Regions from separate parts of the Mus musculus genome. Here region 2 is linked to region 1. A link is a loop called in an ENCODE intact Hi-C map of the cell type or tissue named here. Cell type or tissue: heart. All regions are shown on one strand.

What was found. A loop is a pair of places that touch in the nucleus more often than their neighbours do. Peaks named below come from ENCODE experiments on the same cell type or tissue, not always from the same donor. Only the 100,000 strongest peaks of a DNase experiment are listed, where the experiment ranks them.
Region 2: it touches region 1 in a loop (2.4-fold over the local background); 3 of 42 quality-filtered maps call a loop at or near these places.

What each region holds. Positions count from the first base shown.
Region 1 is chr2:6,465,275-6,473,274 of GRCm38, forward strand. It overlaps Gm13391 (a long non-coding RNA gene), which reads left to right and starts at 805. Exons shown (of 3, transcript XR_373980.2): 1 at 805-962; 2 at 7,089-7,180. In heart, a CTCF peak has its summit at 4,082 (motif pointing left); DNase peaks (open chromatin) are centred at 4,055 and 6,147; H3K27ac peaks cover 1,790 bases.
Region 2 is chr2:6,536,452-6,544,451 of GRCm38, forward strand. It overlaps Celf2 (CUGBP, Elav-like family member 2), which reads right to left. Exons shown (of 14, transcript NM_001110228.1): 14 at 3,243-8,000. Among named protein-coding and RNA genes, the nearest start is that of Gm52546, 62 kb to the left of the region's middle. In heart, no CTCF peak of the experiment used is centred here; a DNase peak (open chromatin) is centred at 3,830; H3K27ac peaks cover 810 bases.

The DNA.
Region 1 (8,000 bases):
AGCCAGGTCAGCCTTTTATCCTTGAGCTCCACATAGCCCCAAGTCAGCCAGCCAGGTGCCTAGTTTCAACAATCTCCTGGACCTTCCAGCACCATCAGCTGGAACCAAAAGCTCAGACGCTTGAGGCTATAGGGGACATTTCACAGCCAGATCCTAAGAAACCATCTTTAAGGCGGGAAAGAGGAACCGTCCCCTGGCTTGGGGCTTCTCTCCGTTTCTCAGCCTCTCTGGCTGGACAAGTGTCACCGAGTGGCCACTGCTCATAACAGTGTCCCAGGGTCTGGACCCCTGCTACCCGTCCAGAACATGGGTGGCAATGTAGCTCTTTTTCAGAGCCAGAAAGGATGTATGCACGAGCTCTGCTGGCTCTCCCAATCACCGCTCACATCTTTCTGGTCCCACCTCCTCTCTGGACGCAGCCTTTGATTTTTTTTCCATCTCATTCTGTGGGAAGAGCCTGTGTGAGGAGCCGCCCTCACATTTGCCATTATAAGATGGCGCTGACAGCTGTGTTCTAAGTGTTAAACATAATCTGCACACGTGCAGGGGCAGTTTTCCCGCCATGTGTTCTGCATTTCTCGTGATGACAACTGGGCCAATGGGCTGCAGCCAATCAGGGAGTAATACGTCCTAGGCGGAGGATAATTCTCCTTAAAAGGGACGGGGTTTTGCCATTCTTTTTCTCTCTCTTGCTTTCTTGTTCTTGTTCTTTTTCTTGCTTTCTTGCTCTCTCTTGCTCTTGCGCTCTTGCTTTCTTGTTCTTGTTCTTTTTCTTGCTCTCTTGCTCTCTGGCTCCTGAAGATGTAAGCAATAAAGCTTTGCCGCAGAAGATTCCGGTTTGCTGCGTTCTTCCTGGCCGGTCGCGTGAACGCGTGTAAGAAGCCTGTGCCTCACTCGGAGGCAGTTGAGTGCATGCTGCATCTGTGAAGCCTGGAGCACCCTCAAGCACCACTCCTACTCCGGTAAGAGCTGGTGGGAAACGGAGCTGGAGAAGGTAGCGCCAGTTCCCCAAGTGAGGAGCGAGGGGCTCTGACTGTGCTGCCAGGCAAGTGTGAAGATGGCACTTGGAGCAAATGGCCCAGGGTGACTGAGCCATGGCTCCCTTCTCATAGGACACGCCCCCTTCCCAGGGAGGGGCCAGGGCATAAACACTTTATTTGCTGCAAAGAACAAATCTGCATCCTTTCAAGGGCATTTCGTCAAGGTCCTAGAATATGGATTTTGCAACTCAATTTAGGCCTGCTTTTCTTACATGCACTTTGGCTTATTACGGTCTGTCTAGGAGCCGCTGAAAACATAGCATGAGTTAATGTAACTTGAGTCCTGTTAGTTTCTTTTGGCAGAACCATCTCAAATCAACAGGAAATTGCTTTCCTGTGTTTGCTTTCTGCCGGTCGGATCCATTGCAGTTGCTGGCTCCCTTAGACTCTTCTTTCTTCATGAGTTATTCGACAATATGTCCTGCACTTACCCCAGCCAATCATGCTCTGTGACACATCAAGTCTACATATGACTTGTGACTTGTGTGTATGTGTTTGCTTACATTTAGAATGTGTGGTGATAACTCCAGGGGTGCAGTGCACAGGATGGCAGAGGCTCTGTCTCCCTGCCAGAGCCATCATAAGAACAGACTGTTCACACCTACCATTAATGCCACCTTTCCCACTGGGATGGGGAACCCGCCTGGCTAAGTGATGTGGAGTGAGCCCTTTCTTCTAGACAGTGGGACTGTGGCTTCCCTGCCAGGTGCTTCCAAGCCCAAATTCACAGCCCCTTCCTTGGTGGCTAAGGGAGCCATAGGTGTGCTCAGCTTGGACCTACATATGTAAGTGCAAGGCTCCTTGTGGTGAGAAAAAGGTGAGCCAGGGAAAACAGAGACAAGCTTGTCCCAGAATGCCTCGGGCCACTGTGGAACTCCAAGAAACTAAGAATTGCCCATTGGAAGTCGGCTTCAGTGTGTGAGTGGAAGAATGACCACATTCTCGTGAGGAACTCACTGCTTCCGTTGTTAATTGTGTACATTCATGTTGGAGGTGCAGGTGAGTAGCCGGGGGCAGAGAGACTTTGCCAGAGGTCAACCCAGGGCATCATTATTGAGGATTCCTTCACCTGGTTCTTCTAGACTGTGTCTTCCTAGGTGGCCCTGTTTGGCCTGGAACTCACAGAGACCTGCCTGCCTCTGCCTCTCAAGCAGGATTAAAGGTGTGTGCCACATAATTCCTGCCTTTCACTTTGTTCTCTGACTCTTTGTTCCACTTTGTCCCTCACTGGGACCTGGGCTTCACAGAGTAAGCTAGGTCCACCAGCCATCTTCTTGTTTCTGACTCCAGCACTGGGGTTATGAGCATATGACATTATGTCTATAGTTTTAGGATGGTGCTGGGTTCAAACTCAGGCCCCACGCTGACAAGTAGTTTGCTAACGAGCTACCCACCCACCCTGTTTATAACTATTAAATATACACAGAATATAGGCCTCGGTCTTCTTGTCATTAATTAAATTATTTTGAGGTCTGATCAAAGCACAGTTCTGTTTTTTAAAGGGTCTATCATTTAGAGTTACAGATTAAGACACAGACGAAATGAGATAAGTATTGGAATAATTATGGGTGAGAAGAAGCAGATGATATAGTCAAACAAGACTGGCTATGTGTTGAAAATGAGCTAAGTCAGGGATTATCAGGCATTTAAATGTGCTTCAACTCTTCCACTTTTCAAAAGGTGTATTTTTTAGGGACTGGGGACATGGCTCAGTTGGTAACGTGCTCAGTTCAGATTCCATCACTGTGTCAAAGTCAGGCATGGCGGTAGATGTTTGTTATTATAGATGTGGGGTGGGGGTAGGGTGGGATGGGGGGCTAGTTTATAGAGCTTATTGGCCAGCTGACTACCTGCATTGCTGAGCTCCAGGTTTGGAGAGAGCATAAAATAGAAAGCAGCGGAGGGAGACAAGTGACATTGCCTCTGTCCTCCACATACCACAGGTGAGCACATGTCTGCGTGCAAACCATGCACACACCCATGGGGACGTGTAGACACACCACACCACGCCATACTTCTTAATAACTTGAAAAATATTTTTATTGGTATATGTGTGTGTGTGCGTGCGTGCGTGCGTGCATATGCATGTATGATGCCCACGAACAAGTGTATGTGGAAGGCACAGTGTATACTGAGCTGTTTTCTGTCCTGTGAGTGTGATGTCAGTGTTCATCACTCCTCGGGTGCTGGGCTGTTGTTGTACAGGGGCCTTATTTCCCAGTGGAGGAGATTAAGGCTCACTGAGGACCCAGAGTCTTCCTGGAACCCAGCAGGGCATGTGAGGGAGGCTGAACCCAAGGCAGCAACAGTGGCTCTCCTGTGTCTCTCTGCCTAGTGCCACCTCCAGGTGACCCTATGGCTTCCTGGGCAGCAATAGCTTCATGTGGAGAAATCAGCACACTTGCGGGCTCAGCAGTCCTCTGATCGTGGTGTTTGGAGCCCAAAAGGGAAGGGGACTTAACCACCCTGAGCAGCCCACCCACCGCATGCCTCAGCAGGCTTTCCCCCAACATGGGAATGACTGATTGATTCCGGGAGACAAGCCGGCTGGTTCACATTGCCCGAGGAGATTTTCCTTATTGTCTTGTTTTGGGTTGTTGTTGTTTTCCCATTGGCTGGAAATTTAGAACATGCCACTCTAGGGCAAAGAATTCTCAGAACTCTACCCAGTGATTGCTAAGCTAATTTGCTGTCATAGCAACTTTAGAGTTTGCTCCACCTCCTCTCTTTTCCTGGAGACAGGTTAGTCTCAAACTCAGTACCCTCGAGCCTCAGTCCCTTGAGTGCAGGGATTGCAACCCCCAGATACCACCACATCTCTAAGCGGCCTCTGAATTTTACAGCCTCGCTTTACCTGAGGCTCACACACACCTGTGAGGACAACAGCCACTGTTGTCATCTGAAAGTAGACAACAGCGGCGTGAATGAGTCAAGGTCTCAGCCAGGTTTTACAGAGTTAGGGAGGGAGATAGAAGACAGTAGGTCCCTAGACGGCAGTTCAGTGCTTGCTTCTGGCAAATGCTAGTCTGCAATGCGCCACCTAGTGGCAGGATTCACATACAGGCTCAAGTGCGCCTCATTAGAATGACTTCAATCTACATGTGGACAGGAACACAGCGTCTTCTGTCTTGTCACTCTGCTGACCTTTACGCTGAGTCCACTGTTGAGCTAGAAACTGAGTCGCTCTTTCACGTTGCTGTCCACAGGAAGGAAGAAAGGAAGGGTAGGGCAAGCAATGTCCACTGAAAACAAACAGTGCATTCGGGTAGCTACAGCATCCCCTCTGCTGATAGCCCTCAGACCAGTGCTGGTCAGGCAGTGCATGCATAGCCAGGGCTTAGAATGAGCTCAGATGAAAGGTAGTCAAGAGCCGGGCGTGGTGGCACATGCCTTTAATCCCAGAACTTGGGAGGCAGAGGCAGGTGGATTTCTGAGTTTGAGGCCAGCCTGGTCTACAAAGTGAGTTCCAGGACAGCCAGAGCTATACAGAGAAACCCTGTCTCAAACAACAACAACAACAACAGCAACAACAACAACAACAACAACAACGAAAGGAAGGAAGGAAGGAAGGAAGGAAGGAAGAAAGAAAGAAAGAAAGAAAGAAAGAAAGAAAGTAAGTTAGTTAAGAAGGAAACTTACTTAGAAGAGGAGGACATCTTCTGTGCTGACGCAGTGTCTGGTCCAGTTACACATGACCCACCCACCCCTCCACACAGCTGGTTCTGTCCAGATCCTGTGCGATCTTGTCCATCCAGCCCACATCCAGGCTCCTCTTGGTCTGGAATCCTCGACCCCAGAGGCAAACTGGTCCACCTCTTTCTTTCTAGTCTGCTTCTCAGTGACAAGGAAGGCACTAGTGGGATAGGGCAAGGGAGCCTTGGATATTAAAGTTTTGTCTCCACAGGATCCCTGGGGACCCGAGGTCCATGCCCACACTGTCTTCTAGCCACAAGAGTGACTTCTTTGCCTGCAGGATTGGGTTAGAGTCATTCCATCACAGCTAACTTCCAGTCTACATAAGACGTTTCTTCCTGCAAATGGTCTGTAACTTACACAAACCACTTTGTGGGTCAGAATCTAGCTAGTCACACGTAACTGCAGTGGGTTCTGGGAAGTATACTTTCTAATCTGCAGGTCATACACCCAGCTGTCCTTAGTAAAGGGTTTCATTGATTAAGAGAGGAAGGGAAGAAGTAGTGAGGTACAGTTCAGCGTTTGTGCCCCCTCTAGCCTGGGATGTAATTCCCTGTAATCTTTACTGTCCAGAAACGAGGCATTTTCTGTATCTCAGAATCCTGCCACCAGCCCAGACGTCATAAGAGCATTCATTGGAATGCTATCCTTTCTTTAGGTTGGGCACTGAAACGAAGGGTCCCACTAGTCCAGATCATTGGTAGCTATAACAACAGACTGCCTGTCATTTATCCGGCTTCCATTTTGTGCTAATTACTCTTTGAAATGATCTCCATTGGCTCAATCTTCACAGCCCCCCTGGGGGCACGTATTCAGACAACTCTGTTCTCTGTCAGGAGAGGCTTCTAAAGGCCAAAATTTAGGGACCTTTCTCACCACCTCTCTAATTCCCCAGGTTTGCTCCGACCCAGTCCCTTAGGAAGAAGGTGAGAAGGTGGTCTTTTGCAATGCGCAAGGACACCCGTGAGCATGCTAAGCAGCTCAATTAACTCTGAGTTTGTTGTAGGATCAGTATGTCGTGGAAAGTAGAACTCTCCGAAGAAGAGAACATGTGCATCTGGGAGATCAGGGAGCTGCCTGGAATCAGAAGCCCGGATTTGACCTTTGCCCACATTTATTTCTGTCTCCCACACTAAATATTACTATTGGGCATGTGCGTTCTGTGCTCTCTCACTAGCATAGTCATAAACACAGTTAACTTAAAAACAAATACAGAAGTGTGTTTGGCTTATTAGACATCCTTGCTTAATGGAATGCATGACCCCCCAAAGCCAGGAAGCAGACGCCTGCCTGCTTCCTGCCCTGCCACCATCCCCAGGCTCATAGGGGAGAGGGAGGTGTGACCATTCTGTGGCAGTAGCATTTTGCACCAGGCCAGGGTGTGTGATTCTGCAGCAGTTGGGAAGGTGCTGGCTGGACCCATCTCAGGCAGCAGGAACATTCTGGCAGCCAATTACAAATCCTCTCTCAGAGCTGGGAGAAGGTGCGATCACTTCTCCAGGCTCCCCTGGGATCTCTTTTCCAGTGTGCAGAATGGGCCTCCCCAGGGCCCCTGCTCTGCCGGCTCCCCTATCTATGCCTCATGAATAGATTGCCAAGTCCCAGTCCTTCAAGTCCCAGTGAGAGTGGGGGAAAGCCGGCAGCCTCCTCTCTTCTGTCTAAGTCTGCTTGGGCTGCTATAGCCAAGTGCTCTGTCTGAGGGGTTTGAGCTCAAGTGCTGGGATTAAAGGCGTGCGCCACCATGCCCGGCTGTAACGTTCTTTCATAACTCTCAGTGATGACGGGGCCACTGTTACCTCCCTATTTAATAGCTTGCTTGTATTACCCCAAACTCTCATGCTGGTGTCTGAAACACAGTGCCTTGGCACATGACTGTTTAGAGAGGGGTTCTTTCCAGACGCAACTAGTTAAAATGAAGCTGTTAATAGTGGAGGGAGGCTATCATATGACTGATGTCCTTTTAAAAAGAGGAAACTGGAGATACACACACACACACACACACCATGTGAGCATGAAGGAAGAGCTGAGAAGCAATCCCAGAGACAAGGGGAAAGGCACCAAGCAAGACCCTTCTTGTCGTCAGAAGGAGCAGACCCATACTGTACTTTTTTGTTGGATTTCCAGCCTCAGAGTCCCACTCCTACCCTGTTCTGTGCCGGTTAGGGAAGAAGAACTTCTGTTGTGTCCATGAACAGAGAACAGCAGCGGTCTCTAACTTCCGCACAGGGGAACCTGCAGGTGTTGGAGACAGTGGAATGGCCTCGGATGATGAATCAGGGAGGCTGTGTCCTCTGCTCTCTGGCCCTCCACCGTTCATTCTCCTGTGTAAGTGCCAGTGTGTGTTTCTTTCTCCAGCCTCACGCTCTAAACAAGATGCCTCTGGCAGAGGCCCGGGTAGATGGAGTCTCTCAAGTCCAGTACAACTTCATTGTCCCTGACTTATGAAGGTAAGAGCCAGAATCACCCAGAAGCCCGAGAGCTTCCTGTTGGGTTACTTGTTTTACCATCTATATTGAAAAGAGTTGACTAATATAACTATCCCTTGATAACAGGACAGGGGATGTCTGCCCTTCACAGACATGGGCTGACTTGTCTGTTTGTCTCTTTCCATTGTTTGTGAAGGGCCCCCTTCTCTCTATAGAATCAAGGAATGTGTCATATAGAGTCTTCCAGATTTAATATCTGAACTTGATTAACTGTCCATCTTGAGTTCTGTCTGAGTTCTGGGACCTTTGTCTTCCCATCTCTGAATCTGTGTGCTTCTTTCTTTGTTACAGCGTGAGGTTTCCGCCATCTCCTATGACGAGGAGTCTCAGTCCCCATACGTAGAGGGAACATTTCTGTCTGACCCTAGCAAGGAGTCAGGAGACATGCACAATGCTGGTCTGACTTGCACCGGGAATTCTTGTCTACTGTCATGTTGAGCCCTCGCCTGCCCTCTCTCAGTCCAGCCTGCCAATCAGGGACCACAGTGGTACCTGCCACAGAACTGCACGCTGCCTGAGTTAGTTCCCATAGCTGTTAGCAAAGATCCTCAGTGACCGAGCCCCTTGTTAGAGCTGCCCAGTACCTAAGAGCCGTTGGAATAAATACACACTTATTCTAGTTTTATTTTATGTCCAACATTAAATTCACTTTGAGAACAATGCCTGATACACAGTCCTTGCTAGAATGTCTGTGTGGGTTCAGACAGGAGGCAGAGATCATAGAATGACTTGAACACTGGGAAGACATGTATAAAGATTTATTGAGCACCAAGGGAAGGTA
Region 2 (8,000 bases), 71 kb after region 1:
CAGGAGCTAGAGAGTCTGGGTGACTGGCCACCCATCATGAGTCTTCTGCATACTGACAGTATGGTGCACTAGTGCCTTTGTAGAAGGAATGTGGTTTGATTAGACTTCTTTTGAAATGCTTATCTTTACTGGGCAGAGGTATCAGTGGTGACAGTATCCCCCGGACAGGGATGGTGTATTACTTTTCTGTGTATCCTGGTTCCTATCCAAGTAGTTGGTATAGAGAACTGTTTACAGCAGGTCTTTTGAACAAATGAATGATTAGTGGATTATGCCCTACCTCTTTGGAATCTATGGACAAGTTGAGATACATTTCTAGGACTTGAGGCCATCCCTGGGCCCACTGGTGTCCCGGAAGCACTGTGACCATTTTGCCCCTTCAAGGCTGTTACAGTGGCTCAGTTCTAATGTACTGCTGGTGGAGTCCAGCCAGCTATAGACTCCAGCTTGCCATGACCAACAAGAACACAAGAAGAATCAGAGGAACTGTTTCTCAGAAGGGCCTTACAACCAGCTGCTTCCATTCATAGTTTTCTAGTATTGTATTCAGTTTTACAGCTCCTCTGGCTTAACTGTTAGAAAATTGAGGAGTATCCCTGGGTAGAAAACTTCCCTGAAAGGATGAAAAAAATCACTTAAAAGAGATCTGCAGTAGAACCAAGGTGGATTTGAACCATTTACAGGCATATCCTGCCATTGAGGACTCAGTGCCTAAGGACTCAGAGGGAAGTTTCTTCCTGCATATTTGGGGCTCACAAGCACAATTATTCTTCCTCATTATCACTTCTGTCTTAGGCCTCCCAAAGTGGTTCCTGACTTTTGCTATGAGGCTTTTAATTTCTATCATCCTCAACCCATTCCAGTCAGACCTCTTTCTCTATGAATTTCCTGGGTTATTTCCCATCTAACAAAGAATGCTTTGCTATCATCCCAGTCAAATCATTGGCCACATTCCTGCATCCATCCTGTCTGCCCTCTGACCCATCCTCTTTCCCTGCCTCCATGATCACCAGGCTCTGTATGAGGCACTGATACAGGGAGGATAAGAGCTGGTCCCTTCCCTTAGAGAGCATGCATCTTGCCGGGAGACAGGCACGCACATGTGCTCAGTACCTGGTGACTAGCAGATGCTGTGCTGTATTACCAAGTTTTACAGGGAGATGAAGGAGGCTCCACGTGTAGTGAAAAGCTGCTGTCAGTTACTCTGTGGCCAAGCAGTAACTTATGTGTGCTTTGACTAACAAAATTGGCTTTCTAAATGAAACATGACATGGTGCTCAGTAAAACAACAGAAACAGAGCATTTTTGGTTAATTAGGATGACATAGCGCGCACTCCACTCAGCTCTCTCTGTACTTCTGAGACCCACCTTTGCTCTCCCCAGCACGATCACACACAAACCTAGCCTGGTTGTTGCTAAAGATATCAATTTGCCTTGGAAAGGTCTAGAATCTGCAAGTCCCTGAGAGGCAGACCTACAGGTGACCTTGTCTTTTCCGTGTTGGCTACAAACTGGAAGAGCTGGGAGGAGCTTGGTGTGAGAATAATGTGTTAATTTGCTGTCTCAGGTCCTAAGCAGCCTGCTGGCTTCATGGGGACAGTTGTCACCTTTGGACAATTTCTTAGGAAGGGGAAATATCTGTTCTAGGACTTGGTAGTACAGTCTTTTCAGATGAAAAGACTGTAGATTCTAGCCAGCCATGACTGAGTTACCCATGAAACCCAGGGAGAGCCTTGAGAGGCTCTAGGCATGCCTGAGAGGACAGCAAGCAGAGTGCCAAGCTTTGACTGTGCTGCTATTTATTCATTCATTGAGTCTTACTGAACAGTTATGTTGAAATCCAACTGTTTTGAGTGTGCTCACATATACTAGGTAGTTTCACCTTGTTATGTTAATGGTGAAATTAAAACACACACAGGCTACAACAGTAATTAGTGAGAGAGCTGGCATTCAAACTGGGCTCTCCAGCAAATCCACACTTGGAGATCCTTATGTGGGACTTAAGCTAAGGTGACTCATTACAGGACACAGTGCCTGTGTGTGTTCTGTTTATAGACACACATTTTTGTCTTAAACATATCCCTCTGAAGCATCAAGGAGAAGCTGATACCAGGCTGGTTTAGTGACCATCAGTAAGGCTAAAGAAAATGTCATTGTTCCCCATGAAGCAGCTCCTGGCACTGATCAACTCAGAGACAACTGTTGCACCCTGAATTCCCAGGCCTGGAACACTCCAGACTCCGGGTTGCTGACCTACTGAGAGGGGAATGTGCTAGCTTGCATGTCTCTTGTGCTGCTGAGGCTTACAGCTCTCCTGCCTATGGCCTTGGACATGGTCTTAAAAGAATGGCCAGCTCTTAATGGCTGAGCCCAGATCCAGCACACCAATGTTTTCAATGTTACCTCTTTTAGACAGCACGGTGCCACCAAGGGGAGGTTATCAAGCCCCTCCCTTGATTTGACAACATGTACCTGACCCTGGCCTCTGACAACAAGCATTCAGTTTTGGGGTGTGTTACAGGTTTAGAAATTGGAAATTTGAGGTGGGAAGAGACAGAGAATGGAAGAAGAGTTTCTGTTCCCCATAAAGGGTAAGATCTGTTTCATAAAGGATTAGATAGATGCCTGTGCCATTGTGCAGGCAGATATTTAGTTTTTCTTAGACTCATATGCAAGAAAGTGAAACAAATTTAACTTAAAATGCTCCAAGGTGGAGAGATCCAATAGAAATGCCATTTTTTTCAAACTGCAAGCCTGTAGAAAAAGTCAAAATCCTCTCAAAGGGCCAAGCAGCAGGCCTTCCTGGAAAGCCTGCAAACTCAGGCCTGCTCCCTCTCGCAAGGAGTGACTTTGAAATCTTACCATCTCACCCAGAATGATCAAACGCTTGCTCTGCTGTTCCTCATTCTGTCGTCCAGAATAGAACTGCTCATGTCCTCCACAGAAAATGGCTTTAGTGTCACCTCATCTGACCCACACGCTGCCATTAGTGGCCTGCATCCCTCTATTGTCCCTTTCTTCAGAGCCCAAGGAGATTACACATTCAGAAGGCAGTGGGCTTTCTAGGCTAGGATGCAGATAGGTACTTTCTAGTGGTCTTGGGAGGTGAAAGGATTGTGTTTTTTTGTTTGTTTGTTTTGCTTTGTTGCACACAGCACTTGGCTAGAGTTTAGCCACAGCCACCAAAAAGACAGGTCTCCAGGCCCTTGCTAAAATGTACTCAGAAGAACTTCCCCCTTCACTTTTTTTGTTTCCAAAGTCCATTTATTGAATATTAATTCATAAAGACAATGCTATAATTTTAATGAAAAATATCCTATATCATTGAAGACTTAAATGAACAATACCCCTTAAAGACACTGCTTTGAGAAAGAATCACATTCACTTTGCACACAAATCCTTTCTTAAGCTTTATTTAAGAAATCGAGTACTATATAGTTCAATATATATAAGACACATCCAGTATTGTGTTCCTGATAGCAAGTGCATAGATTTTGTTAAGATACCATTTTCACTCGATAGAAACGGTTCATGGTCACATGAAGGTAATATCTCCAGTGAATTTGCCCAAGCATGAGAGGAAAAAAAAACAGAACACAGCAAAAATAGTGAACTACAACAGAATGAAAAACAAAACCAGTGAATTAGTAGAACAGTCGATTCCTGATAAGTGAATAAGCTGATTGTCTGGCCACAGTGTTTTATTCACTTATCAGGAACGATGCATGGTCCGCTTGTGTTCACTGCATTGCCTAGCCTGCTAGCTACGAGCCTGCAGATCACACCCCATTGCTTCGGCCTGGCAGGCATATGGCTTCCATCAGCCAGTGAATGCTGACAGTTGTCTGGCTTCTCATGGTGGCCTGTGCATGGGCAGACCTGCTCACAACCATGGTGGGAGTTACACAAAAAATAAACGCTGAGTGTGAATTTAAGCAGCGGCTGACTTTATAGTCACAAGTGCTTACAGGACCGAGCCTTTGTGTCTTCGGTAGAAAAGCCCAGTTTGTCTTTCAGTGCGCGAACATCATGCCCTGTGCTGAATGGTGGTCATATTAGGATTTCAAAAAGAAACACATCTTGGAACAAATTTTACCATCCTCTTTCCCAGGCCTTCCCTCCCTGATGCCGCCCATTCCTCCAGAAAAGAAAAAGAAACCACACTTTGGTCTTCCCTCACTAGTGAAGCAGTGGCCTTTCAGAGGCAACTGAGCAAGCAGGCCCCGCCCTGAGAAAGCCAGCACAGGTGTCACTAGGAATCAGCTTTTGTCAGAGTAGGAGCAGGGCTCGGAACCTCATGCCCAGTGAGAGGTTTGGCCTAGGGAAAGAGCCACCTTTCTTCTGTTTGGTAGGCCCATGGTTGTTGACCTGACTGAAGAAAGGGGCCTGAGGGGCCAGCTGAAACCAGAGGGTGGGCAGCCAGAGCTTTCGCTGACACCAGCTCAGGTGTCCTGGCACGGGCGAGAAGAGAAGGGAGCAGATAGCCATGGGAAATACTCTTTGAGGGCAGCCAGACTCCTGAGCAAGTAGACAGTAGAGCGGGGAGGGCTTGTCACAGCATGGGCAGTGGGGCAGTTCTTCTCTGATCAGGGGTTGGGTACAGTGAGAGCACATCTCCTTCCTATCCTGTGTCTACTGCGGTGGGGGGGGGGGAGGGGGAGGGGGGACGACAATGGACCTATGGCATTCTGAGCTCCCCTTTGTAAACAGACAGCAAGGACTTGAGCAGAATTCTCCCCACCTCCCTCATTGAATACCTGGAAGTCTTCCCACTTCTGTGAGTGGTAATAATTGAAGCTACTCCTGGATTAAATTGATGAGCGAATAGAAATGCACTTCTATACATACCCATTGATCAGTGCAGCACACACCTAAGCTTAATGGTTTTTAGCTGCCCGCTGTTGGCCAGCTGGCTTTATTTTACCTCTCCCTGAGGGTGTGCCTCTTTTATAAGGGCTTTCTAACCCTCTCTAACCCTGACTGTAGTCATGAGACTTCGTACCTGAAGGTAGATGAAGAAGCCCTGGGTCTACTGCTTCTGTCCCTCTTAAGGTTTATAGGAGAGACTTCACGGATGTTAGGAACTGTGGATAGGAGGGAGGGGAGAGGAAAGAACATGTGTGGTCAAAAGACCATAAAATGCCTTGCCAAGTGTAGCCCTCTAGGCGGTCCTAGAGGGATCAGAGGGAAAGGCGTATTGTCTTGGAAGCATCAGTCAGGGGTAGGCTGTGGATGAACCAGAGGTGGGATGTGTAGTTTCTTCGTGTCCCAAATCAGATATTCACTTAGGTGGAATCGACTGTATCTTTTTACACAACATAAAGAAAAGAACAGATACGTGCAACAGTGAGGTTGTGTAGATGTGTCACCAACACAGAATGATTACCAACAATACAACACGCAGAGAGAGAAACAAGTATTAGGAAAATGGTTTAATATTGGAGACAGAAGCAAAAAACCGCATCACACAATAACATACATTACAAAAATAAGTCTGACTGTTTCAACTACACGGTTATGTTCACAATGAGGACAGAAGGGTCAGAAAAAACTTCGATCTAAACAGCAAAAAAGCAAACTCCTAAAGTTTAACTAATACATTTATCCACTTAAAGTGACTGAGTACTTCTAAATCTAATTATCTTATTGTGTAACTGCACAGTACAGAATAAAGAGTGAAACTTACCGCTGTATTTTAAGACAAAATTCTAATGCTAGATATAAGCAAAGGGAAAAAAAGAAATCAAGCCAAAGTTTTTAATTCTTAAAGGAAAAGCAACTTTCTTCCTATCAACCAGAAATCAAACTTGAAATCAGTCATTGTCAGGGGGCCCACAAGAGTAAGCCACAAAAATTTCCATTTTTTTTTAATCTCCAGTATAAAAAATCCCACTGGTACAAAATGCGTAAGTACAATCAGTTGTAGAAATAGGAAAGCCTGCATTTTTGTTTTTTGGCTCAAATTCCATCAAACAACAAAATCCAAATGCATCAATAAAACAGAAACAATACTCAAATGGTCTTACAGTTTCCACTAGGTTGCATTAACTTTGGCTTTTCTCAGACAATATTTAAAAACTATTTTGTAGTTCTAAACAAAATGGTATTATTAATCTACAAACAACAATTCCCACAGCACAAAAACACAAATACATTTTTGTATGACATTATTCAAAAGGTAATGAAACTACATTTTTTTAAGTTTTATTTTCTTTTAATTAGCACTTAAGATAATAAAGACAGAAACAGTAAATGATTCCAGAGTAGCACAAGCCAAGGAACTAGAACCCCTGCGGTGAAGGAAAGATGAACTTGTCACACCGTGGAGGTGCCATCTGATCAGAGTTCTCTGAGTGAGTTTTAAAAGTCTATATGCTTTACACTTGATTTTTAAAAATGCAGTTTCCCTGTGTTTTGTCTTCCGGAAACAGGCCCTGCGCACCCTTGCAGCGTTTCCTTTTGATACTGAGAGAGGAAGGACAGTCTGTCTCTGAGGAAGGCTAACTTTCTAACAATGAAACATGCAAAACCAAGCCCTCGCCTCAATGGACGGTCTTGGTCGCCTGCAAAATCAGAAACCGAGCTCAACAGAAAGTACCTGCCTGACCCGAGCCTCTGCGGGGGCCGCAGGTGGGTTAAGAGGAAGGAGGGCAGTTGGCTTCCATGGGGGGAAAAAAAAAAGTCAAGATTTTTTTTTGAGATTTATATCATTAATAACTAAATAGATTGTGAACGAGATGGTCTATGAAATACAACTGGTATTCTCTTGTGTTTCTACACGTGTACCTACACACCACCATAGAGAGACTGAGAATGTGTGTGATCACTGTTAGTGAGCTGAGTGCTGCAGAAAGTACAAAATAGCCCTCAAGGATGAAGGAAGGCCCCGGCAGTGGTAAACAGTGGGCTAACACCAATCATGTCACTGGAAGTGCGCGTGCTGGAAGGAGGGAACTTTTTTTTTTTTTTTTTTTTTTTGCATTGTGAGAGGCTAATCCTTTCCATCTCAGGGCTATCACATTCACACACACATTAAATCAAATGGAGGGAGGGTGTGAAGGAAAAGGGAGCTGAGACCAGAAGCTTGCAGGGTGTGTTTTCCCAGAGGCTGGGTGTGTGTTTGGACTGTAGGCATGACATTGGGGTCTGTCAGAACAAGACATCTGCTCATATGAAGCCAGACTCAGGAATATGGCACTTTCGAGAGCAACAGCAGGAACTAGTCCTAGTATTTGGTAGTAATTGTGGTGAAGAGCAGCTGATCTCCTCTTACATGGCCAACCACTTGAAATGTGTGGGCTTTTCAGGAAGACACCTTGCATATTCAGGTGTCCACATGCGTCTGAGAATCCCGAGCCAAAGGCTGACTCAGCATTACATAGGGGTGTTTAAGAAACAAAAGTAAAACTTCTTGAAAGATTGGACCACCAAAAAGCCATTTAACTCCAGGGTGTATAAAAATATTGTACACGAGGGCATACCATGAAACCCTTATCAAAAAGCAGACACGGTCTTTAGGGTTTGTGTAGGGCTAAGCTCTACCTGTTTTTCCCTTCCCAGGGTCTACTCAGTCTCTTATATTTAAACTGAAGGAGCACAGGGTGATAGGAAGGAGGGGATAAAAAAGAAAATAAAAAACGGTTTAGGAAAAAGACTTAAGGGTTTTTTGGGAAGGTGTGTGACTCAAAAAACAAAAAATAACTCAGAAGATACAAATGGAAAAAAATATCTAAACACCCCAAAACAAACCCAAGGATGACAGTATAAAAAGTCACCAACATTCCAGATAGCTCTGGGTAGAAAGGGTTAAAAGTTCAGGACTTTCTCACCTTAGAGGTTTCCAGATATTATGAAGAGAATACATTGTGAGGGCTGCCGTCACAGCATTGACGTGGAGAGGTTAGAAAAGTGACACACGGCACTTATACAATGTCTTACAAAAAACAGCATAGAGAAATAACAAACAATAACAATTTCAGGCAACAAGACCACGGAATAGC